Regions from separate parts of the Homo sapiens genome. Here region 2 is linked to region 1. A link is a loop called in an ENCODE intact Hi-C map of the cell type or tissue named here. Cell type or tissue: heart left ventricle. All regions are shown on one strand. Each heading gives the region's core, and the rest is flanking DNA. Links, peaks and the distances in the headings are about the cores only.

What was found. Hi-C counts contacts between places; a loop is a spot of excess contacts. Peaks named below come from ENCODE experiments on the same cell type or tissue, not always from the same donor. Only the 100,000 strongest peaks of a DNase experiment are listed, where the experiment ranks them.
Region 2: a loop joins it to region 1, with 2.0 times the contacts of the local background. A loop is called at or near these places in 7 of 110 quality-filtered maps.

What each region holds. Positions count from the first base shown.
Region 1 is chr13:52,392,900-52,409,007 of GRCh38, reverse strand. THSD1 (thrombospondin type 1 domain containing 1) reads left to right here and starts at 2,836. Exons shown (of 5, transcript NM_018676.4): 1 at 2,836-2,977; 2 at 6,327-6,465; 3 at 10,814-11,776. The coding sequence starts at 6,408. It also overlaps the pseudogene RNY4P24. RefSeq lists a silencer at 2,747-2,906. In heart left ventricle, for the core only: a CTCF peak has its summit at 9,064; a DNase peak (open chromatin) is centred at 13,087.
Region 2 is chr13:52,336,339-52,352,446 of GRCh38, reverse strand. LINC02333 (long intergenic non-protein coding RNA 2333) reads right to left here. Exons shown (of 3, transcript NR_120400.1): 2 at 11,390-11,554; 3 at 10,564-11,154. It overlaps LOC105370207 (a long non-coding RNA gene), which reads left to right and starts at 3,743. Exons shown (of 3, transcript XR_007063810.1): 1 at 3,743-4,172; 2 at 7,147-7,222; 3 at 7,787-7,876. RefSeq lists a silencer at 3,214-3,343 and an enhancer at 2,994-4,193. In heart left ventricle, for the core only: no CTCF peak of the experiment used is centred there; a DNase peak (open chromatin) is centred at 8,636; H3K4me3 peaks cover 1,107 bases; H3K27ac peaks cover 1,300 bases.

The DNA of each region.
Region 1 (16,108 bases), core at 5,202-13,201:
GGTGCCTCTTTCCTGTCATCGCTCTCCAAAGGCCACCACTGTGCTTTGATTTCCATTACCAGATATTAGTTTTGCTGTCAAATGGTATATTCTGCATACCGGATATTAGTTTTGCTGTCAAATGGTATATTCTGCATAAAAGAAAAGCAAGTGTTAAACCATACTGCATAGTTACTCAATTTAACAAGCACAGCTGTTAAGGTGGAATCTATCCTCTCATATATTCCCAAAAACTTAAAACTCTTTTTTAAATTTTAGTTTTAGATTTGGGGGTGCATATGCAGGTTTGTTACAAGGGTAATTGCATGTTGCTGAGGTTTGGGCTTCTATTGATCCTGTCACCTAGATAATGAACATAGTACTGAGAGGTGACAGCGTGCTGGCAGCCCTCACAGCCCTCGCTGGCTCTCAGCACCTCCTCTGCCTGGGCTCCCACTTTGGCGGCACTTAAGGAGCTCTTCAGCCCGCTGCTGCACTGTGGGAGCCCCTTCCTGGGCTGGGCTGGCTGAGGCTGGAGCTGGCTCCCTCAGCTTGCGGGGAGGTGTGGAGGGAGAGGCGCTGGCGGGAACCGGGGCTGCGCACGGTGCTTGCGGGCCAGCACGAGTTCCGGGTGGGTGTGGGCTCGGCGGGCCCGCACTCGGAGCGGCCGGTGGGCCCTGCCGGCCCCGGGCAATGAGGGGCTTAGCACCTGGGCCAGCAGCTGCAGAAGGTGTGCTGGGTCCCCCAGCAGTGCCGGCCCACCGGCGCTGCGCTCAATTTCTCGCAGGGCCTTAGCTGCCTCCCTGAGCAGGGCAGGGCTCGGGACCTGCAGCCCGCCATGCCTGAGCCTCCCCCACCTTCCATGGGCTCCTGTGAGGCCCGAGCTCCCTGACGAGCACCACCCCCTGCTCCACAGCGCCCAGTCCCATCGACCACCCAAGGGCTGAGGAGTGCGGGCACAGGGCGCGGGACTGGCAGGCAGCTCCACTTGCAGCCCCGGTGCGGGATCCACTGGGTGAAGCCAGCTAGGCTCCTCACTGGTGGGCACTTGGAGAACCTTTATGGCTAGCTAAGGGATTGTAAATACACCAGTCGGCACTCTATCTGGCTCAAGGTTTGTAAACACACCAATCAGCACCCTGTGTCTAGCTCAGGGTTTGTGAATGCACCAATGGACACTGTATCTAGCTACTCTTGTGGGGACTTGGAGAACCTTTGTGTGGACACTCTGTATCTAGCTAATGTAGTGGGGACGTGGAGAACCTTTGTGTCTAGCTCAGGGATTGTAAATGCACCAATCAGCGCCCTGTCAAAACAGACCACTCCGCTCTCTGTAAAATGAACCAATCAGCAGGATGTGGGTGGGGCCAGATAAGAGAATAAAAGCAGGCTGCACGCGCCGGCAGTGGCAACCCGCTGGGGTTCCCTTGCAAAGCGTGGGAGCTTTGTTCCTTGGCTCTTTGCAATAAATCTTGCTGCTGCTCACTCTTTGGGTCCACACTGCCTTTATGAGCTGTAACACTCACTGCGAAGGTCTGCAGCTTCACTTCTGAAGCCAGCGAGACTACGGACACACTGGGAGGAACGAACAACTCCAGACGCGCCGCCTTAAAAGCTGTAACACTCATGGCGAAGGTCCGCAGCTTCACTCCTGAACCAGCGAGACCACGAACCCACCAGAAGGAAGAAACTCTGAACACATCCGAACATCAGAAGGAACAAACTCCGGACAGGCCGCCTTTAAGAACTGTAACACTCACCGCGAGGGTCCGCAGCTTTATTCTTGAAGTCAGAAAGACCAAGAACCCACCAATTCCGGACACAGTACCCAATAGGATGTTTTTCAGCCCTTGCCCCTTTCTCTCCCTCCCTTGACTTGGAGTCTCCAGTGTTTGTTGTTGCCATCTTTATGTCCATGAGTACCCGTTGTTTAAGCTCCCACTTATAAGTGAGAACATTCGGTGTTTGGTTTTCTGTTCCTATGTTAATTCACTTAGGATAATGTCCTCCAACTGCATCCATGTTGCTACAGAGGACGTGATTTTGTTCTTTTTTTATGGCTGTTTAGTATTTCGTGGTGTGTATGTACCACATTTTCTTTACCCAGTCTACTGTTGATGGGCACCTAGGTTGATTCCATGTCTTTGCTATTGTAAATAGTACTGTGATAAACATAGTGCGGGTGTCTTTTTGGCAGAATGATTTATTTTCCTTTGGGCATACACCCAGTAATGGGATTGCTGGGTCGAATGATCTTTCTGTTTTTAGTTGAGAAATCTCCAAACTGCTTTCCACAGTGGCTGAACTAATTCACATTCCTATAAAAAGAACTTTAACACTTGCAGAGTAGAGTTTTTAAAATGTTTAGTTATTTTTAATACCAATTCTGACCCCAGGGAAAGAAAATGGAGATGCACTTTACCTGAACTATGTTCTTTTGAAACTCTTCAGTGACATTTGGGAAAGCAAGTTTACAGCCCACATGCTGTGCCGCTTCAAGGACTTATTTTTGTGGTCTCCCTGAAGAAAATGACACTAGAGTAGAAGTGATTGAATGTGAAGTGTCAGGAGATTGCTCGCTCGTCCTTCGTTAAACCCCTGGTCCGGCTGTGTGCTGTGGATGCGGGTGTGTGTTGAGGGGACCTGCGTCTGCCGGGGCCGCACCCCCTCCCGCAGGACCTTGGCTGGCCGCGCGTTTCCTGCCTGTTTCCTGTCCAGCAGCTGGCGAGCTGGGGACCGGCAGGAAAGGATGCGCTGCCCAGAAGGGGCGGGAACCGACCACGCCCGGTCCCGTGTGCCCCCCGCCCTCCCGGCGCCCGCCCTCCCCACGCCGTCGGGGGCGGGCCCCGCGGGGCTGTGGGAGCCGAACGCCGCGGGGTCAGGGCGTGCAGTCTGGGACGCGGGATGCTTGGCGCTCTACCTCGCCGCCCCTGAGCCTTCCCGTCCGCCTCGCCACGCGCCCGGACGGCCTGGGGTTGCTGCCCGTCAGTCTCGAAAGGTAAGAAGCGCCCTCCGCATCCTGGTGTTCGCGCCCGTGCCGCGAGACTCTTGGAGGCTCCTCTGGGGTCGGGAAATGCCTCCGGACTCTGCCACCTCACCGCAGCCTGAAGGCGCAGGTGGACGGTGGCGGCCCCTCCCCACACCCGCCTCGGCCCCAGGGGACGCTTTTAAGGGGTATTGGTCTCCACACTTCGGAGTCCCGAATTTAAGTGAACCTGGCTCTGCCTTGGCTCAGATGTTGCCGAGTGACTGAGACTGGCCACAGAACCTTGAAAAATCGCGTCTTGAGCTACTGTTTCTTTCCAAAAAGAAATCCTTTCTGATATACAAAAAGTATGAAATACAAGGATTAAATTAAATTAAAGACGGTCCTCATTAAGGAGGGCTTTAAGCTGACGACGCGAGGGGTAGACTTCCAGGCGTGAACTGGGCTTGCGGGCATTTGGGAAGCTGAGTAGATGGGGCGAGCCAGGGCGTCCCAGGAACGCTGCACCCAACCTGTGGGACCAGGGCAGAGCAAACTCGAATGAACAGATAAATGAAGCCTGTTTACACGAGCTGCTTTAGAACTAGAGATTTCCTCCCAATAAATACTATTGGTATATATACACACAAGCATGTGCATGTTGGTCAGAAGGGACAAAATAACTGCTTCGTTTTCCATTTTATTCTTTCACGAATCATTGGTCCCATGGACATTAGTGTAATTCATTTACTTTTTCTGCAGCTATGAAGGGAGATTTAGAAGCGTTTGTCCTAGCTGGTTTCAGCAAAAACATGGGGTCTCAGGTTGGGTGATGCTGTTAGCCATTGAGAATATTCACAACTTTTCCCCACCTTCTCAGCTGATGCATTTAGAATTTGTCTCTAAAGTTTACATACAAGAATGCTAGGTAGAAGTATTTTCAAATGTGTATAAAATATATCTAAGTTCTTAATTTCTTAGAACAATTCTCAATGCAAACATTGTAAGAAGTCAGTCGAGGTATTGAGAACAACATGTTGAAAGAAAATAAGCAAGGTAGAAAGAAATTAAAGAGACATATTATGACTAATGTTATGATCATATTCCATATTATGATTGACAAGTAGGCTGGTCTGTTTTATAAGTCTTTTTCCATTCAGCTCTAAATATAGATTGTCTCACCATTCTATGTTTTACCGATCATTTTCATAAGAAAGAAAATGTGTTATAATCACTAAATCAGTAATGATTTGGGGCTTCAAAAATAAAAATGTTATTGTCGTGGAAGCAAACAAATCTGAGAGAAGCCAGTTCAACTTTTGGGAGCTTGCTTCTTCTTAGTTTGGTTACCAGGTCTCAGTGACTTAAAAGAAGCATTGTAATTGTCTTAAGTGCTCACACTTGCCCAAGTGATGTGATGTGTTCTGCAAGGATCTTACTGGCTGACTTTGCCCAGGTTTCCCAGTCCATGTTCGAGGAAAGAATTGGGTCAAGTCTGTGGCTAATTCCACCCAAAACAATTTTCTTCTTCTTTCCTTTCTTTTCTTTTTTTTGGGTGGGGGTGGCGGGGAAGAGGAAGGAGCCCTAATCTGCATAGTTACACTTCAAATCTCTGTTTCCCTTTCAGGAAGTACAGTATTTCCTTTGTTCAGCAGCTCTTGCTGAAAGAAAGCTAATAAGACACACCAGTTTCCCTTCCATTGAATTCTGGCTTATTTCAATCAGTCTTCTTAATTCCACTAATTTGTGCTCTTATCTGAAAAGATGTAACATGTATTTGGAATATAATATACTTGCTTATTAAAATGATTAACTGTGGGCTGGGTGTGGTGGCTCACGCCTGTAATCCCAGCACTTTGGGAGGCCATGGTGGGCAGATCACGAGGCCAGACATCTGAGACCAGCCTGGCCAAAGTGGTGAAACACCGTTTCTACTAAAAATACAAAAATTAGCCAAGCGTGGTGGTGCACACCTATAATCCCCGCTACTCAGAAGCCTGAGGTGGGACAATCACTTGAACCTGGGAGGTGGAGGTTGCAGTGAGCCAAGATCATGCCACTGCACTCCAGGCTAGGTGACAGAGCAAGACTCTGTCTAAAAAAAAAAAAAAAAAAAAAAAAAAAATGTGAATAATGGGGGGGACCTTAAACATTAAGAAAGTACATATTTGGTTATATTTAATATTAATACATAGTTTGCTAGACTCTAGTATGAAAGAACTGTCTTAAATGCCCAGTATCTTATTCTATAGTTGAATAGTCTATATAAAAATAAGTGCCTTTTCCAGCCGGGTGCGGTGGCTTACGCCTGTAATCCCAGCACTTTGGGAGGCTGAGATGGGCAGATCACGAGGTCAGGAGATCGAGATCCTGCCTAACACAATGAAACCCCGTTTCTACTAAAAATACCAAAAATTAGCTGGGCATGGTGGTGGGCGCCTGTAGTCCCAGCTACTCGGGAGGCTGAGGCAGGAGAATGGCGTGAACCCGGGAAGCGGAGCTTGCAGTGAGCCGAGATCTCGCCACTGTACTCCAGCCTAGGCGACAGAGTGAGACTCCATCTCTAAATAAATAAATAAAATAAAATAAGTGCTTCTTCCAACAAATAACTGAACCACAGGCCAGCAAGGTCTTCCCTGCCCTCTTAGGTAGACTGGGAAGATTGCTGTGTGAACCACCGATCTCGTGATGCATACCAGCAGCAACAAGTATTGCAGGACTGATGAAGATGATTGTTATTTGTCTGTTTTCTCCTTAGGCTGCCCTAAACAAGGGAAGTCAGGGCCACATGGAGTTCATATTTAATTGTAGTATTCTGGGGTATCTTTTTTTTAAAAAAGCTTTGATCACTTGGATGTAGCTCCTAGGAATTGATAAATGAAGCAATCCTGGTAACACACCAATTGTGCAAGGAAATGTTAGCCCATTTGTGGACGCCAGGCAGGGAGCATTTGGGTATACACAGCACAATGCTAAATTAAAGTTTAGCAGAAATTTAGTAAATTGATCAGTGTGAAATGCCAAGCAGATAAATAATGTGAAAATGTATCCAAATTGGCTATTAACTTTGATAAAATTAAGCAAATAACAATAAACTCTCCACGTCAGGATGTGCTGTAAAGAGAAGAGACTTTGGTGTTGTGCAAAGATAATTTTAGTGGGTGTTGGGCATACCTGCATATTCTTGACCTGTGAGTTATAATGGAATGAAAAAGGCTTGTATAATTATAAGTCATTGCCCCAGGGAAAATTAGTGTCCTCTCTAGTTTCCTTTCAATATCACTTAGAAAGTTTGAGTTTTAGAATGGTTTTGTCATTTAATGATTACTATTTTATCAATCACATTGAACGGAGCCATCATTTTTTGAGGTTCTAATTTCAGGTGTTTTTGGGGAAAAAAATCACAATCTGGACGTGAGAAAGGACATGAGGAGACTAAAGACCTGGGATTTTGTCAATCAGAATGAAACCAATGTTGAAAGACTTTTCAAATCTATTGTTGGTGGTACTCTGTGACTATGGTGAGTATTGTGAGTATACTTAACGCTACTGGTAGCAATAAGACATAAAGATGACATTATAAATGCATTGATGTTGATGACTCTTCCTGAAGGAGGCAGGGTAGGGTATATAGTGCAGTGCTTTCTCAACTGTGACCCTTGCAACCCTGGGTTCTCTTATGCTTCAGTGATTCTGCATGATTGATTCGTATTTCATTTTATATTTTTAACTCTTAAAAAAATAAAAAAACCAACTCTCTCAAATTTTAACAAATTGGAGGCAAGCATGTTACCTTGAGTTCTCTTTGATTTCCCAGTAATTAAGTGTGATAAATCACTTCATACACACATGCAATGATGTTGTGTATATTAGGGTTCTACATAAGATTTCACTTGACCGAGTTTTGGTGCTAACATACATTTGGACCCAATCTGAATTTCAATCCTTGAAAGTTGCGTGCTCTTAGAAAAGTTTCTTAATCTCTTTCAATCTCAGCAATAATATTGACTTTACAGGGTTGTTATGATAATATCAAGAGTGCAAAACACCCTGAATGAGCAAATAGTAGGTGCTTAAAGTCTGTTCTCGTCATTCGTTTCACCTAAAAATTGAGTTCATTTCTCAGAGAGCTTTATACAACTACTGAACAATAGAGTCAACAATATGATATAATCTTCACTACTTTTGATGATTTCCAAATATTTCATAGACATCTAAGCAGTTGATTGCATGGCAGTGGAAGTTGTTTTTGAATTTGGTAAAGAAATTGTGATCCAAGATATAGAGGACACTGGCTTGTGTAATGTGAATGGCATAGCTGGTTAAATGGACCAGAGCCTGTGCTGTTCATTTCATTCAGTAGACCTCCTTTCTCAGTCTTTTCTTTTTTAAGAAGTTTATTTATACAAGAAGACACCGGATTTAAGGAAAGCCAGTGTGGGATTCATTTATTTTAAAGTAATTTGGCCGGGCGCGGTGGCTCATGCCTGTAATCCCAGCACTTTGGGAGGCCGGGGTGGGCGGATCACCAGGTCAGGAGACCAAGACCATCCTGGCTAACATAGTGAAACCCCATCTCTACTAAAAATACAAAAAAATTAGCCGGATGTGGTGGCAGGTGCCTGTAGTCCCAGCTACCCGGAAGGCTAAGGCAGGGAATGGCGTGAACCCGGGAGGCAGAGCTTGCAGTGAGCCGAGATCGCACCACTGCACTCTAGCCTGGGTGACAGAGCGAGACTCTGTCTCAAAAAAAAAAAAGTAATTTATCCCTTCTTAAAAACCGATTACTCTGGCTGGATGCAGTGGCTCACGCCTGTAATCCCAGCACTTTGGGAAGCCGAGGCGGGCAGATCACGAGGTCAAGAGATTGAGACCATCCTGGCCAACATGGTGAAACCCCGTTTCTACTAAAAATACAAAAATTAGCTGGATGTGGTGAGACGCACTTGTAATCTCAGCTACTTGGGAGGCTGAGGCAGGAGAATCACTTGAACCCGGGAGGCGGAGGTTGTGGTGAGCCGAGATCATGCCACTGCACTCCAGCCTGGGCAACAAGAGCAAAAGTCCGTCTCAAAAACAAACAAACAAAAAAACAAAAACAAAAAAACACAGATTACTCTACATGTAACAGCCTTCTACAAAAAAGTATGTGTTCTTGGTTTCATAATGATAAATAAAGCATCGAAATTCTCCATTTAAACAAATTATACAAGGGTGTTTGTTGTTAATAGCAAAATTTCTTACTGGAATATGAAAATGAAAGTTGAATGAGCATAAAAAAAGAGCATAGAGGTTGAGTGCACAAGCCACTGATAAAAAAAGTAGGTATTGTCGTAGATCTGTTTTACCCTGCTTTATCTCTACTTAATACTGATCAAAATTTAGCATTACCTGTATATTACAGTAGTCAGGATGTGGTAGAACCAAATTGTAGTTTTTTGTTTGTTTGTTTGTTTGTTTTTTTGAGATGGAGTCTCGCTGTTGTCGGCCCGGGTTGGAGTGCAATGGTGCAATCTCGGCTTACTGCACCCTCCACTTCCCGGGTTCCAGCAATTCTCCTGCCTCAGCCTCCTGAGTAGCTGAGATTACAGGCGCCCATCACCATGCCCAGCTAATTTTTGTATTTTTAGTAGATTCAGGGTTTCACCATGTTGGCCAGGCCAGTCTTGAACTCCTGACCTCAGGTGATCCACCCATCTCGGCCTCCCAAAGTGCTGAGATTACAGGTGTGAGCCACCGTGCCTGGCCCAAATTGTAGTTTTCTAACAGGAGCTCTAAAGTAGCAAATTCTCCCTCTAGTACATACCTCCTATCTGCTGCTGCTGGAACTCATCAATTGCATCTTTGTTTTCCATTTCCAACGGGGCATGTGTGTCTTTTTCATTGACTGGCTCCCATCAATCAGAATCTGATCTGCTTCACTGACAATCCCTGTCATACACAAGAGACTGCTTTTTTTTTTTTTTTAAGCCAGTCAAATTTAGTAGTTGGGGGTCATATACCAACTTTGGTGACACTAATGTTAATAAGTTCTGATAACCTGCTACCATCGGACCAGCCTGCAATAGACTTTCATTAGTTAACTAAGTGGTGTATGCCTCTTATTCTTAAATGGACCACAGAACCATCCTGCCCCCTTCAGATCCAAATTAGTATGACTTTGTTCTCAGTCTTAAGCACTTGCTTGGGCTGTGGTAAGTGCTGGGGTCTCTTTACACAGTAGTTCAAGAAAGGTACCAGGTTGGGTCTGATCCAGTACACAAGCTGCACCAGAATCAGCCACCTTCCTCAACTTTGAGTCATCTCCAAACAAAAGGGAATATCCCTCAACTTGTTTTTGCTTAATTGGAGAAAAAAAGAACTTTATCCTATTATGGTTTTCAAACAAGTGATAATCAAGCATTCAAGTCATCCAAGTTTTATGTCTTTTATTTCACCTCATCTCAAATGAGAACTAGGTGAAATGCTGTGCTAATTAAAAACTCCTCTGTGTGCCAAGGTATTCATGTGCTGATTCTAATAATCATTGATTGCATATATATAAGGGTATTTTAAAGACTGCAACCCCAAACAAAAAAACACATGGGCCCCTTTGGACATATATATTCATGAGGCATATATAATAAGAATAATAAATTCATACTTCCACAAGTTGTTTTTCAAACCTAAAGGGAACTTCAATCCCTTACATCTAGAACTGTTTCTTACCCTAGCCACGGGCCAGCTGACTGTTGTATTGCCAAATTCTGCCTCCTTTGATATATATTTGGATGGGATTCAAAATAGAAACAAGGATTCTTGTGTGTCTATTCTTTGCACTTTTCACTTAGGCTGCTCTGCTGGGTCTCTTTTTAAAAGATATGATTGATCCTTACAGAATGATACTTGAGAAGTAGTAGTCATCTGTCCTATTTAGGCAAATAAAAGTTGCTGTAATGTCATTAAATTGCCAAGGACAAGCCTAGTTATTTCAGAAATGTTCACCCTATCCCTTCGGTTATCCATGCAGCATAAAGTGTCAACATTTCTTATCCATCTAAATATGTCTGCCTCATACAAACTGAGGACACTGATTCCTTTATTGGTAAAAATTCCCCAGTGCTTGTCTTGAATATCAGTAAATAATAACTTTGAAATAAATTTAGGGTCTTACATTTAAAATAATCCAGAACAATTTGTATTGTGTCATTTAAATCAAGCTTTCTCTTCACTGTATATCCATTTTCCCCAAATATCTAAACACCAGAATCTTTGATTAACAATATGAGATACTGGGTTTTTAATCCTAAAAATTATTATTCTGGCTGTATAGATTTTCATTGCAGATATATCACATTGTTGAATGTTGTGAATTCAGAGTATTTACCACTAATTATTTTAAACCTAACTATGAAAGATGAAGAAGGAACAGAACCACTTCCATGGAAAGAGCACAATGGCCAGCTTCCAGGATCTGTGCTCAGTATCATTTTACATCATCCCTGGCTCAGTTCTAACTTCTCTTGTCTAAAATGCTGTTTTCTGCTGGGTGCAGTGGCTCATGTCTATAATCTTAGCAGTTTGAGAGTCTGAGGTGGAAGGATTGCTTGAGCCCAAGAGTTTGAAACCAGTCTCTACAAAAAGAAAATTAGCTGGGTGTGGTGGCATGTGCCTGTAGTCCCAGCTATTCGTGAGGGCGAGGTGGGAGATCGCTTGAGCCCAAGATGTTAGGGGTACAGCGAGCAGTGATTGCGCCACTGCACTCTAGCCTCGGTGACAGCATGAGACCCTGTCTCAAAAAAAAATTTAAAAATTCTGTTTTCATCAATGTCACTAATAGTTCTTCTCAAATGCACCTTTTAAAAACCAATTCTGACCACTTCATTTCAGTTCTTGGAGAAGCTGAATATCTTCTCTTGAGAGAGCCAGGCCATGTAGCACTAAGCAACGACACAGTGTATGTGGATTTCCAGTATTTTGATGGTGCTAATGGGACACTGAGGAATGTATCTGTCCTGCTGTTGGAGGCCAACACCAATCAGACTGTAACTACCAAGTACCTCCTGACCAACCAGTCCCAGGGAACACTAAAGTTTGAGTGCTTCTATTTCAAGGAGGCTGGTGACTACTGGTTCACAATGACTCCAGAAGCAACAGACAACAGCACTCCATTCCCCTGGTGGGAGAAAAGTGCCTTTCTGAAGGTGGAATGGCCTGTCTTTCACGTTGACTTGAATAGGAGTGCCAAGGCAGCAGAAGGCACCTTCCAAGTGGGCCTATTTACCAGTCAACCACTGTGCCCGTTTCCTGTGGACAAGCCCAACATCGTAGTGGATGTCATCTTCACCAACAGTCTTCCTGAGGCAAGAAGAAATTCAAGACAGCCGCTGGAAATAAGAACCAGCAAAAGGACAGAACTTGCTCAAGGTCAGTGGGTTGAGTTTGGCTGTGCACCCTTGGGGCCAGAAGCCTATGTCACCGTGGTGCTGAAGCTGCTTGGGCGAGACTCAGTCATTACCTCCACAGGACCCATTGACCTGGCCCAGAAATTTGGATACAAACTGGTGATGGTGCCAGAACTCACATGTGAGTCCGGGGTAGAGGTGACAGTGCTGCCTCCACCATGCACCTTCGTCCAAGGAGTGGTCACTGTCTTCAAGGAGGCCCCCAGATACCCTGGGAAGAGGACCATTCACTTGGCTGAAAACAGCCTGCCCCTGGGAGAGAGGAGGACAATTTTTAACTGTACTTTGTTTGACATGGGGAAGAATAAGTACTGCTTTGACTTTGGCATTTCAAGCAGAAGCCATTTTTCTGCAAAGGAGGAGTGCATGCTAATTCAGAGAAATACAGGTTTGTATTGAGATTTTTTTAACATTTTAAATCAAATCCTTCATGTAATCAAAATTATTTAGAATTTAGGTGAAATTTAGGTGAATTGTACCATCATTTTTATGGTTCATGCCTTATAATGTACCAATTGGCATTATCACCCTTAGCTGAAAAATTAAGAGTACTGGTAAACCTACTTAACCTCTTTACATCTCATTTCCCCATCAGTAAAATAGGGGCAATACAAGTACATACTTCAGAGTCGTGGAGATTGAACGAAATCAACATGTAACACTCTCAGGATAGTGCCTGGCATTTAGGAAGTGCTGAATAAACATTATATTAGATTTTTAAAATCCCATTATTAAATCATATGGTAAGTTAATGGCAGAGATTATTGGAATTCAAAGCCAAATCCCAAATTAGCAACTTCTGTCCTCCTCTAGCTGAGCATGTCTCTTCTCTTAAGTCATTCATTATAGGAATGGGGCCTTTTTAGTGAGAAATCAAAGCAAGAGTTCTAAAAATGTATTGGGATTCTGTATTCTTTATGTAATGCCCCACCTAATCATGAAGAAACAGGGTTATGACAATTCCATTAATTCCCTATGCTGCTCTTTGCATTTCTTTCCCTTTTCTTGGGGGAAAGTCTGGTCTTATTAAGTAGTTTAATTTGGCAGAAATGGTCTCGTTCGTTTTTTATCTTTGTTTTGTTTTGTTTTGTTTTGAGACAGAGTCTCGCTCTGTCGCCCAGACTGGATGGAGTGCAGTGGCGCGATCTCGGCTCACTGCAAGCTCTGCCTCCCGGGTTCATGCCATTCTCCTGCCTCAGCCTTCTGAGTAGCTGGGACTACAGGCGCCCACCACCATGCCCGGCTAATTTTTGTATTTTTAGTAGAGACGGGGTTTCACTGTGTTAGCCAGGATGGTCTCGATCTCCTGACCTTGTGATCCACATGCCTCGGCCTCCCAAAGTGCTGGGATTACAGGCATGAGCCACTGCGCCCAGCCTGCTTTTTATCTTTATCCCTGGTAAGCCCAGTGTCCCCTGACTACACAAGCCTGACTTTGTAACCCCCAGTGTTCCTTGCTGCAAATTTACCCACTTCCTCTCCTTAAGTCCCTTTCCTTTGGCTTTCTCCTCCGCCACTGGCCACTTCCCTCCTTGCACTTCCTTTTCTATCCAGCTTAGATTCCATGGTTCATCCCTTTAACCACCCTCCTGCCAATATCCTAAACTCCTTAGCTTCGTCCTTTTGATACGCCTGCCAGGACACACCCCAGCTCTGCCTGTATCCAGCCATCTGCCAGCCACCCACTGCACCCAAGTTGCTAAGGCTGAGTGACAAGGTTACATCATGGTGGCCTGATGCCACCGTGGGTGGATCATGCTTTCACCCTTGGCAGGGCCTGCATGCTGCTCAGCATGTCACCCAGGCCAGGTCTTGCTCCTGTTCTACACAACAAATGAGGTACAGGACTCCAAATCCAGGCACACTTCACCCAGTGTCTTCATTGACCTTGATTCTGTGACACCACACTCGCCCTGCTCACCTCCCACCTCCCTGCTTGCTTCTTCACAGTCTCCTTGGCCCACCAGTTCCACTGCCTATCTCCGTTAAGTGCTGGTTGTCTTCTCATTTACTCTTCACACACTTGCCAGGTGATTAGCCTTGATGCTGATGGCTCCAGATGGACGTCTCTTCCCTGCTCGTTCCCTGCCTCCAGGTGCTGCATCCCTCAGATGTCTCCCTGGCACCTCAGAAGCAGCATTTCTGGACTAAGACTCATCCTTGTACCCCCTAACACTGCTTCTCAGTGTAGGACTTCACCAACCATCTTACTGTTCAAACCAGAAGCCAGAAGTCTTCCTCTTCTTTACCTCCTATAAATGCTACATTACTGAGTCCTATGGCTTTGTCTCCTGAGTGTCTCAATCTCTCCACTTCTCCCCAGTTCCAGTGACACCACTTGGGTTAAATCTCCGTTACCCCTTGCCTAGACTCAGAACAGATTCCTAATTGGTTTCCATCTGTCCACTTCTTTCTCTCACTGCAGCCAAAGGGATTGTTTAAAATTCAGGTCAGCTGAGGCTATTCTCCTTCTTAAAACCTGTCATTTCACTAGGCATGAGGATGCAAATCCATAAAACCTTCCAAGGTCAGGCTGCCCCCACATCCCTGCAGTCACCATCTCTGCACTGGGGCCCAGGACACCCTCCTCTCTCCTTCTCCTGGCTAACATTAACCCATCCTTCAAGTCTCCACTTGGGTTACTCTTCCATGACCTCAGGTTCAGTTCCTCTCCTGGAAGCTGGGGCAGCATCTTTTCGTTCCTCTTTGATGGCATTTATCACTTCTGCCATTGCTTGTTTAATATCTTTCTCCCCCTATAAATCCCCTCTGCACAGCAGATGGGGGAAGCTCATTTGGTGGCAAAACCTGACTCGTGCTGCTATGAAGCTTTTTATGGTCTTTATTTGGCCCACTTAGTATGCCTGGCACATTCAGAGGTGCTCAATGCATGCTTATTAAGTGAAAACTGAACTCAGATTTGGCTAGTCTCAACTAGGTATTAGGAGAAAAACAATTAGGTTGAAAGAATTTACTCATCTAAGATATTCTTTTTTTTTTTTTTTTCTGGGACAGTCTTGCTCTGTTGCCCAGGCTGGAGTGCAGTGGCACAATCTTGGCTCACTGCAAACTCCACCTCCCAGGTTCAAGTGATTCTCCTGCCTCAGCCTCCTGAGTAGCTGGGATTATAGATGCGCCCCACCATGCCTGGCTAAATTTTGTATTTTTAGTAGAGACGGGGTTTTGCCATGTTGGCCAGGCTGGTCTTGAACTCCTGTCCTCAGGTGATCCACCTGCCTCGGCCTCCCAAAGTGCTGGGATTACAGGCATGAGCCACCGTGCCTGGCCCAATATTCTTGCCTTTTCAAAAGAAAATATTCATGGGGAAAAAAAACTGACTGAACTTAGCAAAAATGAATCAAAGGAAGTCAATAAATTGGGGCCATTTAATTAAGGTCACATGGGGGCAGGAGGGCCACCTTGGTGGTTTTCCCAGCTGCTGGGCTTTCCACAGATGCTTCCATTCCATGTCTAAAGGCTGGAGTTTTTCCCACACCAGCAGCAGCAGGAAGACGCTGGAAAAGGGCAGAACGGGAGTGGTTCTCTGTGTGTCTAGGTGGAGGGTAGTCAGGGGCTCCCTGTGGGGCTGCCCCATGCAGCCAACTGCGAGACACATTAGAACAATAGGGCTGGGGGCAGTAACTGGGGGAGCTAAACATGCCTGGAGACCCTGGCTCTTGGTGTGGCAGACCATCTCTGACTCTGTTGGTCTGAGAAATGAAATTTATGCTTGAGACAGGAACCTCAGTGACTTCCTGTGTTTTTAGTATAAAATTTATGACTGAACTGGGTTCTCCTTTTATTTTCTATCTCTGACCAGTAAAGAGTGTCTTTTTTGCCAAATGGTACCATTTAGGGACTCACCATAACTTGTGTAAGCCACTGACTCACACTGAATTTATTAGTTCCTTTTGAAACTAGAATAATAGTTTTTTGTTTGTTTGTTTTTGTTTTTTGTTTTTGAGATGGAGTCTCGCTCTGTCGCCCAGGATGTAGTGCAGTGGTGCGATCTGGGCTCACTGCACCTGCCACCTCCCGGGTTCTAGCAATTCTCCTGCCTCAGCCTCCCAAGTAGCTGGGAGTACAGGCATGCACTGCCATGCCCGGCTAATTTTTGTATTTTTAGTAGAGACGGGGTTTCACCATGTTGGTCAGGATGGTCTTGATTTCTGTGTTTTTATGTTTGTCTCTTCTTCCAAATATGTCTGAGGATCTTAGGATAATATGTAAATAACAATTGATAGCAAATACATAATGGATTTGCCAAAAATGACTATTTATAATCTTTATTCCACTTAATGGGATAAATATTTACACAGTGATTACTTTGCATCAGGCACTGTTCTAACTGTTTTATGGATATTAACCCATATAGTCCTCATAACAAGTTTATGAGTTCAACTCATTTCATTACATTGTCAATTTTATAGGTGATGAAATGGAGGCACAGAAAGGTTAGTAATTTGTCCAAGGTCAATGGTGTTTAAATAGAAGGGTCAGAACACAAATCCAGGTAGACTAGCTTGGGAGTTTAATTTGACCACTATTCTGTAACTGCCTTCTATGCAATTGACTGTCAATCCATGTATTAAACAGTACAAAGCTTTTAGATTGAAAAAAAAAAGGCTCTGTTTTTTCCTCCTTAACTTACTGTTTCATTTTGTGCCACCCATCTCTTGGAACACCCGTAACCACTTGGGAGCCCACAGGCCCAAGCATA
Region 2 (16,108 bases), core at 4,274-12,273, 56 kb after region 1:
GAGTGCAGTGGTGCAATGTCGGCTCACTGCAACCTCCAACTCCCTGGTGTAAGTGATTCTCCTGCCTCAGCCTCCTGAGTAGGTGGGATTACAGGAACGCACCACCACGCCCAGCTAATTTTTGTATTTTTAGTAGAGACGGGGTTTCACCATGTTGGCCAGGATGGTCTCGAACTCCCGACCTCAGGTGATTCACCCACCTCGGCTTCCCAAAATACTGGGATTACAGGCATTAGCTACCGTGCCCAGCCCCTTCCCCTTTTATATTTGCATTCCCTCCACAGAAAATAATGAACCATATGACTCTACTTCCTAAAAGTATTCATCAAGCGCACATGCTTAATGTGGCCTACTAGGCTGTCTTTTTTTTTTTTTTTTTTTTCTGATAAGGAGTCTTCCTCTGTCGCCCAGGCTGGAGTGCAGTGCCGCGATCTCGGCTCACTGCAAGCTCCGCCTCCCGGGTTCACGCCATTTTCCTACCTCAGCCTCCCGAGGAGCTGGGACTACAGGTGCCCGCCACCAGGCCCGGCTAATTTTTTGTATTTTTAGTAGAGACAGGGTTTCACCGGGTTAGCCAGGATGGTCTCCATCTCCTGACCTCGTGATCCGTCCACCTCGGCCTCCCAAAGTGTTGGGATTACAGGCCTTAGCTACCGCGCCCAGCCCTTTCCCCTTTTATATTTGCATTCCCTCCACAGAAAATAATGAATCACATGACTCTACTTCCTAAAACTATTCATCAGGCGCACATGCTTAATGTGGCCTACTAGGCTGTTCTTCATTGGACTCCAGCCATCCTCCCCTCCTACCACTATTCTTTTCAAACACTGTACTCTAGTCACATGGTCTCAGGTTCTTCAATACACCAAGCTGTTTCCTCCTCAGGGCCTCTGCACATGCTGTTCCTCTTACCTACCATGCTCTTTTCTCCACTGTTTAGTCTCTTCTATAATTATAGTTACATTTCACTTGTTTTGTCTATAGGTTAGAAAAGTTAAAAGCCAATAAATAGCGTTTAAGAAATTATTTTGTGCATATGAGTCATTATAAAAACAAGTAGTGGTCGGGCGCGGAGGCGCAGGTCTCTAATCCCAGCACTTTGGTAGGCCCAGGCGGGTGGATCACAAGGTCAGAAGATCGAGACCATCCTGACGGTGAAACCCCATCTCTACGAAAAATACAAAACGTTAGTTGGGCGTAATGGCGGGCGCCTGTAGTCCCAGCTACTCGGGAGGCTGAGGCAGGAGAATGGCGTGAACTCGGCTCTTGCAGTGAGCCGAGATCGCGCCATTGCACTCCAGCCTGGACGACAGAGCGAGACTCCACCTCAAAAAAAAAAAAAAAGGTAGTAAGATTGGACCCTTTAAATAAATAAAAATTCCACTCTGCCCGGGGCGGTGGCTCACGCCTGTAATCCCAGCACTTTGGGAGGCCGAGGCGGGCAGATCACAAGGTCAGGAGATTGAGACCATCCCGGCCAACACGGTGAAAACCCGTCTCTCCTAAAAATACAAAAAAATAAGCCGGGCGTGGTGGCGGGAGCCTGTGGTCCCAGCTACTGGGCAGGAGAATGGCGTGAACCCGGTAGGCGGAGTTTGCAGTGAGCGGTGATCGCGCCACTGCATCCAACCTGGGCGACAGAGCGAGACTCCGTCTTAAAAAAAAAAAAATTCCACTGTTAAGTATTTACCCAAGAGAAATAAAAGCGTATGTCCACAAAAAGACTTGTACTTAAATATTCATAGGGCTATATTCCTAATAGCCCCAAGTTGTAAACAACCCAAATTCTGTCAGCTGAAGAATGGATAAACAAAGTGTACTATATTGTACAGTGTACTATTAGTCAACAAAGCAAGAGAACCTTGAATACATGCAACAATGTGAGCCTCCAACATAATATATTGAACAAAAGAAGCTAGATAATATGTTAATAGAAGAGTGCTTATGGTACGATTTTTTTTTTTTTTTTTTTTTTTTTTTGAGATGGAGTCTTTCCCTGTCATCCAGGTTGGAGTGTAATGGCATGATCTTGGCTCACTGCAACCTCTGCCTCCTGGGTTCAAACGATTCTCCTGCCTCAGCCTCCCAAGTAACTGAGATTACAGGTGCCTGCCACCATGTCCGGCTAATTTTTGTCTTTTTAGTAGAGATGGGGTTTCACCATGTTGGCCAGGCTGCTCTCGAACTCCTGACCTCGTGATCTGCCCGCCTCAGCATCCCAAAGTGGTGGGATTACAGGTGTGAGCCACCACTCTGGGCCATGATATGATTCTATCTACGTAAAGTTAAAAGGCAAGCAAACCAATCTATAGCTATGGAAATCAGAACAACTATTGCCTCTGGGTGTGTGTGTGTAGGGTGTGGGCATTGGCAAGAAAGGGCGCAAGGGAGCTTCCAGGGGGGATGCCAATGCTCTGTATCCTGCTTTGGGTTACGAAGGTGTATACATTTGTCAAAACTCATTAAACTGTAAACTGAAGATCTGTGCTTTTTATTGTGTGTGAAATATATCTCAAAGAATAACATAATCTTATGTTTTTGTAACTTGGCTGCTCAAAAAAGACAGTTTCAAGAATCAAGTCCAATGAATCATTTTATTTTCTTTCTAGCTTCCTTCACTTCTCCTGGATCATACTCAAAGCTCATGTATGTTATTAATGAGAGAGGTTATCACACATGCCTCTCTATAGGACTCTTATTTTACATGTTATTTTATGATCTCACATATTTCATTTTCAAGCCTACATCAAATTAGAAGTAGCTGAAAAGTACAATGCGGCACACTGGTAATAGTGAGTAGGGTGATACCTTGACAGCGAAGGTGAAAAAAAAACACTAAAAGTATGACCTAAGAATTAAAAAAGAGTGTGGGCCTAGAATAATTGAGCCATGAATCAGACATGGCTATATATTTTTCTAGACAAAGGGCATCACACTTTATAATAGGACTCATCCAGAAATGTTAAATTAAATGTAATATACTCTATTTTAAATGTGAGGAAGGATAAATACATGAAAATTCCACAGAGAACAGTTTAGAAAATATTTTTGTTTTGGTGCTCAAAGGGCTAAAACATCAGCTATCTGGATTAATCCAGGCAACAATTAAAGCCACTCCATGGTAGAGCCTGGCACTGGTGGTAAAAGAGCAACCTTCAAGAAAATGACTGACATTAAACAACTATGTGGAGCTTTAGGCAACTAAAGCGAGTCATGCAGTACCAACAGGTAATGACTTAGCACCATTACTGCCCACGTGTCATTCTCTTATTGCTATAATGATGCTGAGTAATTCAGAGAGCATGTGCTTTCCTTGAGTCACGTGGGTGTGAGCACTTCATAGGGTGAGGTCGTAAAAAGGTCTTGCTAGTTCTTCTGAAAGCAAACCATTCTAAAGGGGCTCTCAGAGAGTTTTCTGGATTATTTCTACTCTATATTTATTTTTGTTTTCAGTTTTTATATTTTTTAGAGACAGGGTCTCACTATATTGGCCAGGCTGGTCTTGAACTCCTGGCCTTAAGTGATCCTCCTACCTCGGCGTCCCAAAGCACTAGGATTGCAGGAATAAGCCACCATGCTGGGCCAATTTTTTTGTTTGGTTGTTTTAAGAGATGAGGTCTCACTTTGTCACCCAGCCTGGAATGCAGTGGTAGATCATAGCCCCCTGCAGCCTCGAATTCCTGGGTTTAAGCAATCCTCCTGTCTCAGCCTCCCAGTTAGCTAGGACTACAGGCCCAAGCCACCACACTCAGCTCAGCTCTCTGAAGATTTGATCATAGAAATTTTCCAGTAAACTTGAAAAAATAAAAGAAAAAAACTAAACTTCCTATAACAAACACTGTACAAGGAGAGGTAAAGTATTAAAGACACTTTGTTGTGTTGAAGAAGAAGCATGATAAGTAGAATTTTGAAATAAGAGAAAAAGGTGGAATGGCCAAGAGGAAGAGGTCTTCTGATTTTAAAGACTAAAGAAAATCTTGCTGAAATTAGATAGCCTAATGAAAAGGAGAACCCTCCTAGTTTGAGGTATTGCATCCCTGAACTCAGATTTCTATTTTAATTAGATGCTGTGTTTCTGCAGGGATGAAGGCCCCATGGAAGAATTCTCACAGGGAGGCAGATGCTGTTGGAAGGAGAGAGCCTGGAATGTCCGTAGTGGTCAAGAGAAATGTGTATGTGGGCGTGTGGGAGGGTATCAAGGGAAGTGATCACTGCCAAGCTGATTTATTTTTTAACTGCCAAAGCATTCCCGGGATATTCTTCCTGGTTGCTAGGATCAGAGAGCTGGTAAGTTTCAACAATACGTCTATCTATTCCAAGTACAAGCATTTTTTTGGTAAACATATTTTTAATCCTAAAAAGACAACGATAAGATTAAGGAAACTTTGAAACAAAATGACCACTCATAATTCCACTACTCTTTAGTAGGTGATATTGTATTTTTGTGTTTTCTTCTAGTCTAAACACTCTCTTTAACAAGACTTTTAGGTGAATTTTCTGTTGGCATAATATCTGTTAAAGCAGCTTCTAACACCCAACAAGCTGGGAATAATTCTACAGTCCTGCATCACTCTGCATTTAGGTGGAAAGTTGAACCTCAGAGATAAATTATTAATACCTGTAAATAAAATTTCATGACAATTTTCAAGATTCTGCATTTCCACAACTGCTGATCAGTGACTGTGTAGCTTGCTGAAGTAAAGGAAGGCAAACATTGTGGGTAAGAGAACCTCTCCATAGCTCTCCAGAAGGAGCCGAAGGGTCGTCCATCCTAACTCACTGTTTAGTAAGAAAATTGAGCCCCAGAAAGGTTACAGAGCTAATAAGTGTTAGAGCTCAGACTCGAGCCAAGGTCTTAAAAAATAAAACTTAAAATTTTAAATAACGTGAGACTTATGGAAAAGTTACAAAAATAGTGCAGAGACTTTATGTATAACCTTCACCCAGCTTTCCCTAATGTTAATAATTATGCAGCCATAGTTAAATGATCAAAACCAGAAAATTAACTTAATTCACACTGGTACAATACTATTAAATTACAGACCTAATTTGAATTTTATGAGTTTTCTCCCTTGTGTCTTTTTTTTTTTTTTCTGTATGTTCTGATTCAGAATCCCATGTTGCATTTAGGTACCACTTGTCCGACTTCTCCAATCTGAGAGATTGTCTCACACTCTGCCTTCTATGACCTTGACCCTTTTGAAGAGTCAGGGTCAGCATTTTGGGAGGCCGGGGTGGGTGGATCACCTGAGGTCAGGAGTTAAAGACCAGCCTGACCAACGTGATGAAACCCCATCTCTATTAAAAATACAAAACAATTAGCTGGGCATGGTGGCAAATGCCTGTAATCCCAGCTACTCGGGAGGTCGAGGCAGAAGAATCGCTTGAACCAGGAGGCAGAGATTGTAGTGAGCCAAGATGTTGCCACTGCACTCCAGCCTGGGCGATGAGTGAGACTCTGTCTCAAAAAAAAAAAAAAAAAAAAAAAAAGATTTAAAAAAAAACACTGGCATCTGGCAGGTCTCTCCACTGTACACCTACTATGTTTTCTTTTGTGATTGACAGATATCTTGGAGGAGATACACTGAGACTATGCTAATATCCTGTTTTACCTCAAACTTTCACCCAATGATTTTAGACTACCAGTAGATCTTGTCTGCAACAATTATTATTGTGCTGTCCACCCAACAGTGACTTTGTATTTTCCTCATTTCTCCTGCATTCATTAATTACAATTCTCCTGTAAGGTAGAAGTATCACTTCTCCCCCATTTATTTATGTATTTATTCATTCACTTATTTATTTATGCTGATATATATGGACTGATGGATATTTATTTTATTCCACTAGTTTAGAATCAAATATTGTCATTATTTTCTTGGTCAAACTGTTCCGACTTTGGCCATTGGAAACTCCAATGGTGGGCTCTTCATCCTTTTGACTCTGTCATTGGGGAGTAGCTGTTGTTGTTTTGAGTCCTTCTTTATTTTCTGATATCACAAGATTTTCATGCTCAATTAGATTTTCCCTGACCCAGACCTGGAATCAACCACTTTTCCAAGGAACTCTATGAACCAAGACCTTCTAATGTAAACCTCTTGTGCTCCTTCCATTGGCTCACGTTATATCTGAAACAATTTAGACTTGAACCCTGTACAAAGTTTTTCAAAAATATACTGCAAAGACAGGTGGAGTCTGTACTTGTTGAGCTTGTTCCAGTCGTCAAACATAGTTTATGTTACTCCCAGTGCTCCTCTGTCCACCCTATTTGTACCACCAGCATGATCCAGACATGAGGAAGATGAGAAGCTAATGGAAGTAGATTAAAGCGTAGACAAGGGTATAGATGTAAACAGAGATGATGTGGATACAGATGACGAGATGGATAGGGAGGCTGGGAGAATCTCTAGATGGAACTCAAATATGCACAGCTAAATTCTTTTTTCTTCATCACTATGCAAATAAAAAACACAAAGCTTTTAAAAGCAAGTCCAGAATTTTTGAAGTTTACATTTTTCTGCCTCTTTTGACTCTGCCTGTAGGGAAAGTGCTCTCTGTGACTTCAACTTTTCTTCTCTCTCTCCCCCCACCTCAAGTTGCCTCTGTCAGCTGTCTGGGCTGGTTTATGGGGTCATGGCAAACCTGCTTCTCCATGAGTCTCACACACTCACTGGGTGTGTATTATTATATGCCCTGTGTTAGGGATGAATAAAATTAAACACATGAATGTTAGATAAGAACCGAGTTAAATTCACGGAAATTAAGAGAAAGACTGGAAACAAACAAAAAACTCTAGATTTCCAATCTTTCCATAAATAATAGGACTTTACAAAAAAAAAAAACCTAGAAGAACTATTCCAAATAGATGAGTATGAAATGTCTGCAGTAAGTCCTATCTTCCATTTCAGAATCCAAGAACACTCGAGAGTAACAACTGCACAGTTTCCTGGGGTATGTTATGAGTACAGGATTGTTTCTCTGCTTTATGCACAGTAATTCCATACATTTTCTATAAAGATGACACTATACTTTTTCTATATCCTTGTCAGTGTGTGTGCATGTATGTGCATGGTGTGTGTCTTTGACAGAGATAGAGGAAAAGGGGGAAAGAGAGAGAGATAATGTACTAGTTTCTTATTTTTACAGGAAATTTAAGACATGTCAGCACAAATCTAGACTGAGACTGACTCATTCGGCAGGAAGAATATGTCTACATGCCAGAGTAAGCAGAAAATGGGGTGAGATCTCAAGAAAAGGGAGTGGGAAGGCAGTTTACAATTTAAGATATGAATAGAGGTGGCTTATTAAAATTATTTTCAGCCGGGAAGAGGTGGGTGGCTCACACCTGCATTTTGGGAGGCCAAGACGGGTGGATCACAAGGTCAGGAGATCAAGACCATCCTGGCTAACACTGTGAAACCCCGTCTCTACTAAAAATACAAAAGAACTTAGCTGAGCTTGGTGGCGAGCACCTGTAGTCCCAGCTACTTGGGAGGCTGAGGCAGAATGGCGTGAACCTGGGAGGTGGAGCTTGCAATGAGCCAAGATGGCGCCACTGCACTCCCCCTTGGGCAACAGAGCGAGACTCCGTCTCAAAAAACAAAAATTATTTTCAATTTCTCCTAGTCATGTTGAATTTTTATCCTGACTTCCACAGTGCTTTTTTCAAACTATCTAGAAAATTTCCTCCTCCCGTTTGATTCCAACAATCATTGAGCCATTAAGTCTAACGTATTCTACCTTCTCTACATCTTGTGCACTCATCTCCTCCTTTCTATTCCCACAGGTACCCACCTGATCTCAGCTCACTGCAACCTCTGCCTCCCGGGTTCAAGAGATTCTCCTGCCTCAGCCTCCTGAATAGCTGGGATTACAGGTGCGTGCCACCTCGCCCAGCTAATTTTTGTATTTTTAGTAGAGTTGGGGTTTCACCATGTTGGTCAGGAAGGTCTCAAACCCCTGACCTCGTGAACCGCCCTCCTCGGCCTCCCAAAGTGTTGGGATTATAGGCGTGAGCCTCAGCGCCCGGCCTTATTTTTGGTTTTGTTTTTGTTTCCTTCAAGCGAACTCCCTCACCAAGTGTTGTCTGGACTGCTATAGTCTTATTCTCATTCTGGACTGCCTCTGAATTATTCACCCCTTGAAACTCATCCTAAGCATGTTCTCTTACTCAATAAGAGCCAGCTGTTTCTCTCTTCGTGCAGCCAGCAAACCTTGTGTTAACCCATTCTATAATTCTGCCCTGAACGTATTCTAATTAATAGTTTACATACTTTTCTCCCCTACTTGACGGAGACTGTGAGCTTCTTGAGGAGTGGGGATTGTGTCCTTATTTTTGTATCCCAATGCCTAACAGTGTCGGGCAAACTAAGTGTTTGGTCAATGAATAAAAAAATGAACATATAGGTGGAGGGTTGTGGCTCACGCCTGTAATCCCAGCACTTTGGGAGGCCGAGGTAGGCGGATCACGAGGTCAGGAGATCGAGACCATCTTGGCTAACACGGTGAAACCCCGTCTCTACTAAAAATACAAAAACTTAGCCGGGCTGTGGTGGGGGTGGGGGGGGGCGCCTGTAGTCCCAGCTACTTGGAGGCTGAGGCAGGAGAATCACTTGAACCCGGGAGGCGGAGCTTGCAGTGATCCGAGATGACGCCACTGCACTCCAGCCTGGGCGACAGAGCAAGACTCCATCTCAAAAGAAAAAAAAAGGAACATATAAGTGGGTGAATAAATGAAAAAATCTACTCAGTACACTGATGAAATATTAACTAGTAAACTACTCACCATCAATCCCAGCAAACGTTTCTCCCTGGGGCCAACAATGTATTACATGGAAGATCGTCTCCCTTAAGAAGAGTCTTACAAGCTGTAGTTTCTCTTCTACAAATAAATTATGTTTTTCAAAATATCAAGAGTTATGCTTCATTTTTGAAGAAATTTATAGTTATTGGGCCTCATATCTCCATCTAGTGAAGCAAATTGGTAATACACCAATTAAGATACCCGGGTATGAATATAAGAAACACAGTTGTGAAAAAATTATTTATAGAAAATTATCCTTCCTTTTCCAAGGTTCAAAAACCTTGAATTGTATCTACTTTATATTTTCTGGAGTTCAGCAAGTTCTTTCTTTTCCGGATAGCCTATTTCTAAATATCTGGACAGTGTCATGCTATTGGAAAATATATGGGTGTATAGAAAACTTACGATTAGCTTGTTTTTCACCACTTTTAAATCAAAGAACCATTGATATTTGTTAACATGAATGTTATTTAGATATGTTATAGAATAATATGAATAAAATTTTTGTAAATTATGCTAACAATCCTACCAATTTAACAAATATTTATAAAGGATTTTCTATTTTTGCTTTTTGTTTTGTTTTGTTTTGAGATGGAGTCTCACTCTGTCACCCAGGCTGAAGTGCAATGGCGCGATCTCGGCTCACTGCAACCTCCGCCTCCCGGGTTCAAGTGATTCTCCTGCCTCAGCCTCCTGAGTAGCTGGGATTACAGGTGCCCCCCACCGTGCCTGGCTAATTTTTGTATTTTTAGTAGAGATGGGGTTTCACCATGTTGGTCAGGCTGGTCTCAAACTCCTGACCTCGTGAACAATCCACCTTGGTCTCCTAATGTGCTGGGATTACAGGGGTGAGCTCCTGCGTCCGGCCTCTTTTTTGTTTTTGTTTCCTTCAACATTTATTTTAAGTTCTGGAGTACATGTGCAGGATGTGCAGTTTCGTTACATTGGTAAATGTGTGCCATGGTGGTTTGCTGCACAGATCAACCCATCACCTTGGTATTAAGCCCAGCATCCATTATCTGTTCTTCCTGATGCTCTCCCTCCCTGCATCAGGCCCTCCCCGCAACAGGCCTCAGTGTGTTTTGTTCCCTGCCATGTGTCCATGTGATCTCACCATTCAGCGCCCACTTATAAGTGAGAACATGTGTTGTTTTGTTTTCTGTTCCTCTGTTAGTTTGCTGAAGATAACAGCTTCCAGCTCCATCTGTGTCCCTACAAAGGACATGATCTCATTCCTTTTTATGGCTGCATAGTATTCCATGGTGTATGTGTACCACATTGTCTTTATCCAGTTTATTATTGATAGGCATTTGGGTTGATTCCATGTCTTTGCCATTGTGAATAGTGTTGCAATAAACATACAGGTGCATGTATATTTATGACAGAATGATTTATATTCCTTTGGGTATATACCCAGTAATGGGATTGCTGCGTCAAATGCTATTCCTGCCTTTAGATCTTTGAGGAATTGCCATACTGTCTTCCACAAGGGTTGAACTAATTTACATTCCCATCGACAGTGTAAAAGCTTTCCTTTTTCTCTGCAACCTTGCCAGTATCTGTTGTTTCTGGACTTTTTAATAATTGCCATTCTGACTGGCATGAGATGATATCTCATTGTGGTTTTGATTTGCCTTTCTCTAAAGATCAGTGATGTTAAGCTTTTTTTTCATATGTTTGTTGGCCACATGAATGCCTTCTTTTGAGAAGTGTCTGTTCATGTTCTTTGCCTACTTTTTAATGGGGTTGTTTGTTTTTTTCCTTGTAAATTTGTTTAAGTTCCTTATAGATTCTGGATATTAGGCCTTTGTCAGACAGACAGATCGCAAAAATTGTCTCCCATTCTGTAGGCTCTCTGTTCACTCTGATGATAGTTTCTTTTGCTATGCAGAGGCTCTTAGGTTCAATTAGATCCCATTTATCAATTTTTGCTTTGGTTGCAATTGCTTTTGGCGTTTTTGTCATGAAATCCTTACCTGTGCCTATGTTCTAAATGGTATTGCCTCAGCAATACTCAGCCTCAGCCCAGTTCTGTGCCCTTGCTGGAGAGGTGTTGCGGTCATTTGGATGAAAAGAGACACTCTAGCTGTTGTGTGGTCTCCCTGATGTCCTGGAATGTCCTGGCCAATTGAGTGATGTTTTTTCACTCCAGTGCATCCTCCATGACCAGCCAGCTCTTCCCTCCCCAGCTCTTGCCCTGCAGTGACTCTGAAAGCTTGTTGTTCCATTTACTGCTTACACTCACTTTATTTCATAGAGTAAAAGGTGCTTTTCAAACATAAGTTTATGTTGTTTGTCTTCAGCTTCCCCTCTATTCTCTCACCATGTCATTGGCGTGGAGAAGCAGGAACCTAAACATGGGAAGTGAACATCAAAATATGTCATGATCACAGTGTGCTTCAAGGTAAATACCACTTCAGCACGATATCCATTTGTATAAAGCTTAAAAATAACTGTCACAAAGTAATATATTTTCAGATATATCTATATTTACATCTACATCTCCCCTGTCTATACATAGATACATATCTAGACTATAAAGAAAAGCACAGGGATTATGAACATAACCTTCAGAAGAGTGGTCACCTCTGTTGCGAAGCAAGGGGACTGGATCAGAGAAGAAATTCCAGCAGTCCTGTAGCTTCCACGGGACTAGAAATGTTTCATTCTGCATGAGGTCATGGGTTTATGGATGTTATTTAATTGTTATGCTTCATAACTTAGATGCACATCCCATGTTGAGAATATCTCCTATAGAAACAAAGCACTTGTATTTAAGAATGTGTAAAAAAAACAAAGGGAAAATAAAATAAAGAAATATAGTTACTATATAAGCTTCATGTTTGTTCTACTTATACATGCTTATCTAAGTGTGATACTTTATTTTTTATAAAGGCCAAGTTTAATGATTAAATATTATGAGCATTATCCTATAATACACAACAATAAAAATAATTTATGTTCTAAAACTAGTTTTTTAAAAAAACTTTAAGCAATATAACAAGCACATTATTCAGTTAAAAATAAATACGCATGCATAAATATAATAAGGTGTATTATGCCGATAAAAGAATATTGAATATGAAAGAGTGGAGAAAGTCTGGAAGCATAAAAAAGAAGTAAATTATAATGCTTTCATATGAGGATTTAAGAAAGTTCCAGGGCATGGGGGCTCATGCCTATAATCCCAGCACTGTTGGAGGCTGAGGCAGGCAGATTGCTTAAGCCCAGGAGTTCAAGATGGGGTTTCACCATATTGGCCAGGATGGTCTTGATCTCTCGATCTCAGCTGATCCACCCGCCTTGGCCTCCCAAAGTGCTGGGATTACCGGCATGAGCCACCATGCCCGGCATTATTTAAGACTTACTAAAGGCTGGGCACAGTGGCTCACGCCTGTGATCCCAGCACTTTCGGAGGCCAAGGTGGGGAGATCACTTGAGCTCAGGAGTTTGAGACCAGCCTGGCCAACACAGTGAAACCTCATCTCTACTAAAAATACAAAAATTAGCACAGTGTGGTGGCGTGAGCCTGTAATCCCAGCTACCAGGGAGGCTTAGGTGAGAGAATCGCTTAAGCCCAGGAGGCAGGGGTTGCAGGGACCCGAGATGGTGCCACTGCATTCCAGCCTGAGTGACAGACTGAGACCCTGTCTCAAAAAAAAAAAGTCTTACTATAGAGGTATAGTAATCTATAGGTATGATATTAGCATAATAATAGACAAAGAAGCCAACAGAACAGAATAGAAACCAGAATGATGCCCATATATATGTATATATATCAATTGTATTTCTATATACTAGCAAGAGACAATTGAGAAATGAAATAAAAAGGACCATTTGCAATAACATCAAATACATAGACCTATTTATTAAAAAATCATAAACCCATATAAATGAAAAAATATGCCATGTTTATGGGTTGGAAGAATCAAGTTTGTTGGGTAACAGAGTGAGACCCTCAAAAAAAAAAGTCTTACTGTAGAGGTGTAGTAATCCATATGGTATGGTGTTAGCATAATAATTGATAAAGAAGCCAACAAGCTAATAGAACAAAGACCAGACTATACACATATTATATATATATATGCCCATATATATACATAGTCAATTATTACTGACATGGTGTTAAGGCAATTAGTTCAATGGGGGAAAAAGTCTTTCCAATAGATGGTGCTTTTCCAATTGGATAAACATATGCAAAATAGAAAAGAAATAAAGAAACCGGACCCCTCCCCTTACACTATACACAAAAATAAAATTGATACGAATCGTATATCTAAGCCAGTTTTTCTCAACTGTTCTTGCATTATCACCATCCCCCATTAGGAGTGTTTTAAGACATATTCTCCCTCTAATCACCCCCGGCTCCACCATAGCCAAAATAAAGAAAAATAGATTGTCCTTAGTTTGGATTCCCACAGAAGTGAACTCTGTGAGACAAGGATTTAAAATACCTGCAGGGAAGTGGAAAACAGACAGGGAGGGGAAGGCCACAGATACCAGCTATATTATCAAGCATGTCATCACCAGTGCCAGCTAGAGCTTTCTCCCACTGCAGAGCTCTGACAGCAAGTGTAGAGCATGTGCTTCAGAGTCTTCCTGTCCCAAGGTCAAGGGAGCTAGGGTATGCATAAACCACGGCGCATCAGTCATTGGTTGAGATCTCTGCTCAGGGCTTATTAATCCCCTTCCCTTCTGGCCTGTTTTGAGTGAGGACCTAGAAGGTTCTGATGGCCAGGGAAACCCTCAGGCAGAGATTAAGGTGCAGGTGTGAACTGAAATAGGGAAGCTTGAGTGGAAATGGATGGCCACCGACATCTTCTGCTACAAATACCAAGTGTGAGCCGGGATGTGGAGTACTGGAAACTCTGACACTGGCATGATCACTTTGGAAGAACCGTTTGATTATTTAGGCTGAACATATGTATACCCTCTGGTCCAGTAATTCCACTCCTAACTCCACATCCAACAGAAACATGAACACAAGTTCATGAAACAATATGTATAAATGTTCACATAAGCACTATTCTTAATAGCAAAAAATCAATAATTCCCAAATGTTCATTAGCAGTAGAATGAATAAATACAACATGTTACATTTATACAGTGGGAAACTCTACAGCAATGAGTTTGAACGAACTACAACTATATGCATCAAAGTGGCTGCATCCCATAAGTGTAATATTGAGGGAAAGAAGGTAGAGAAGAGTATACTGAATAATTCAACTCCTAAATGAATTATCCTATTAGAAATCAGAAGTGAGTCAGGCAGTGGTTAGCCTCAGGAGGGCGGTAACTAGAAGGAGACTTCTAGGTACTGGTAATGTTTTGCTCTTTGGTCTGAGTACTGGTTATGAGTGCTGAGTACATACTGTACTGTGTATTTACACTGTGAATGCTCATTGAACTTTATACTTGTGATTTGTGCACTTTTCTGTATGTTTGTTATACCTCAACCAAAATTTTACACCTCAAAGAAGTCAATGCTGGCCTTTGTCGCCTACCTCTCCACACCATAAAAAGTGTGATTAAGGCTGGACACAGTGGCTCACGCCTGCAATTCCAGCACTTTGGGAGGCTGAGGCAGGCAGATCACAAGGTCAGGAGTTCGAGACCAGCCTGACCACCACGGTGAAACCCCATCTCTACTAAAAATACCAAAATTAACTGGGTGTGGTGATGCATGCCTGTAATCCCAGCTACTCAGGAGGCTGAGGCAGGAGAATTGCTTGAACTTGGGAGGCAGAGGTTGCAGTGAGCTGAGATCGCACCACTGCATTCCAGAGCGAGACTCTGTCTCAAAAAAAAAAAAAAAGCGTGATTAAATAGACTGATCAGTGAAACAGAACTGAATGTCTATAAATAGATCCTAATACATGTGGCACTTTACACAAAGATAAAGGTGGCTTTTCAATTTAGTGATAAATAGAAAATTCAACAAATGGTGTTGGGATAAATGAGTAGCCATTTGGAACAAAAATTAGTTTAGCTCTACTTTATATCTTACACCAAGGTATATTTCAGATGAATAAAAGATTCTTATTTTTTTTTAAGAGACAGGGTCTTACGCTGTCATCCAGGCTGCTGGAGTCCAGAGACTCACTACAGCCTTGAACTCCTGGACTCAAGTGATCCTCTCTCCTCAGTCTGCTGAGTAGCTGGGACTACAGGTGTGCATCACCATACCTGGCTACCTGGATAATTGTTAGGTTTTTTTTTTTTTTTTCTAGAAACTGGGTCTCACTCTGTTGCCTAGGCTGGTCTCAAACTCCTCCAATCTCAGCCTCTCAAAGCATTAGGATTACAGGTGTGAGCCACTGTGCCAGGCCCAAAAGATTTAAATTTTAAAATAAAACAATAAAATGAGTCAAAGAAACATTGAGAATAATTTTTATAACTTTACAGTTTTTTTAAAAAGCACAATATAGCAAAAGACCTCCTAAAACTAGAAGACTGATGAATTAAATTGTTTAAAAATGTGTGGCAAAATCCACAATAAATAAAAAGTTAGATAACAAATTGGGAAAAATATTTCCAATTCATAATGCATATAGACAGCTAACATCACCAGTGTAAAAGAGCTCTTTCAGATCAATAAGGAAAACATGAATAAGCCACCAGAAACATGGACAAAAAGTATACACAAACAGTTCATTGAAAAGAAATAAAAGTGACTCAAGGCCAGGTGCAGTGGCTCGTCCCTGTAATCCCAGCACTTTGGGAGACCGAGGAGTTCGAGAGCAGCCTGACCAACATGGCAAAACCCCGTCTCTACTAAAAATACAACAGTTAGCTGGGCGCGGCGGCACAGGTCCGTAGTCCCAGCTACTTGGGAGGCTGAGGCAGGAGAATGGCTTGAACCCGGGAGGCAGAGGTTGCAGTGAGCCAAGATCACCTCACTGCACTCCAGCCTGGGTGACAGAGCAAGATTCTGTCTCCAAACAAACAAAAAAAAAGACTCAAACATGTGAAAAGATGCTCAACCTTACTCATGATGAATAAAATAAAAATGAAAGCTACAAATATATTATTCCTGTAGTGCTGGAGTACACCAGGTATTATAAAAGTATTTTAAAATACACTTAGTTGTCAAGAGTATGGGGAAACAGGTAGTTTCTTACATTGCTAGTGAATAAAAGTTGGTGAAATCTTTATGGGCAACAGTTTACTGAAAGGCAAGATCTATTAATATTACAGATGAATATACCATCTGAGCATATCATTTAATCCAATAATTTTACTTTGGGAATATATCTTACAAATATGTTAGAACATAAGTAAAATTACACACACACACACACACAC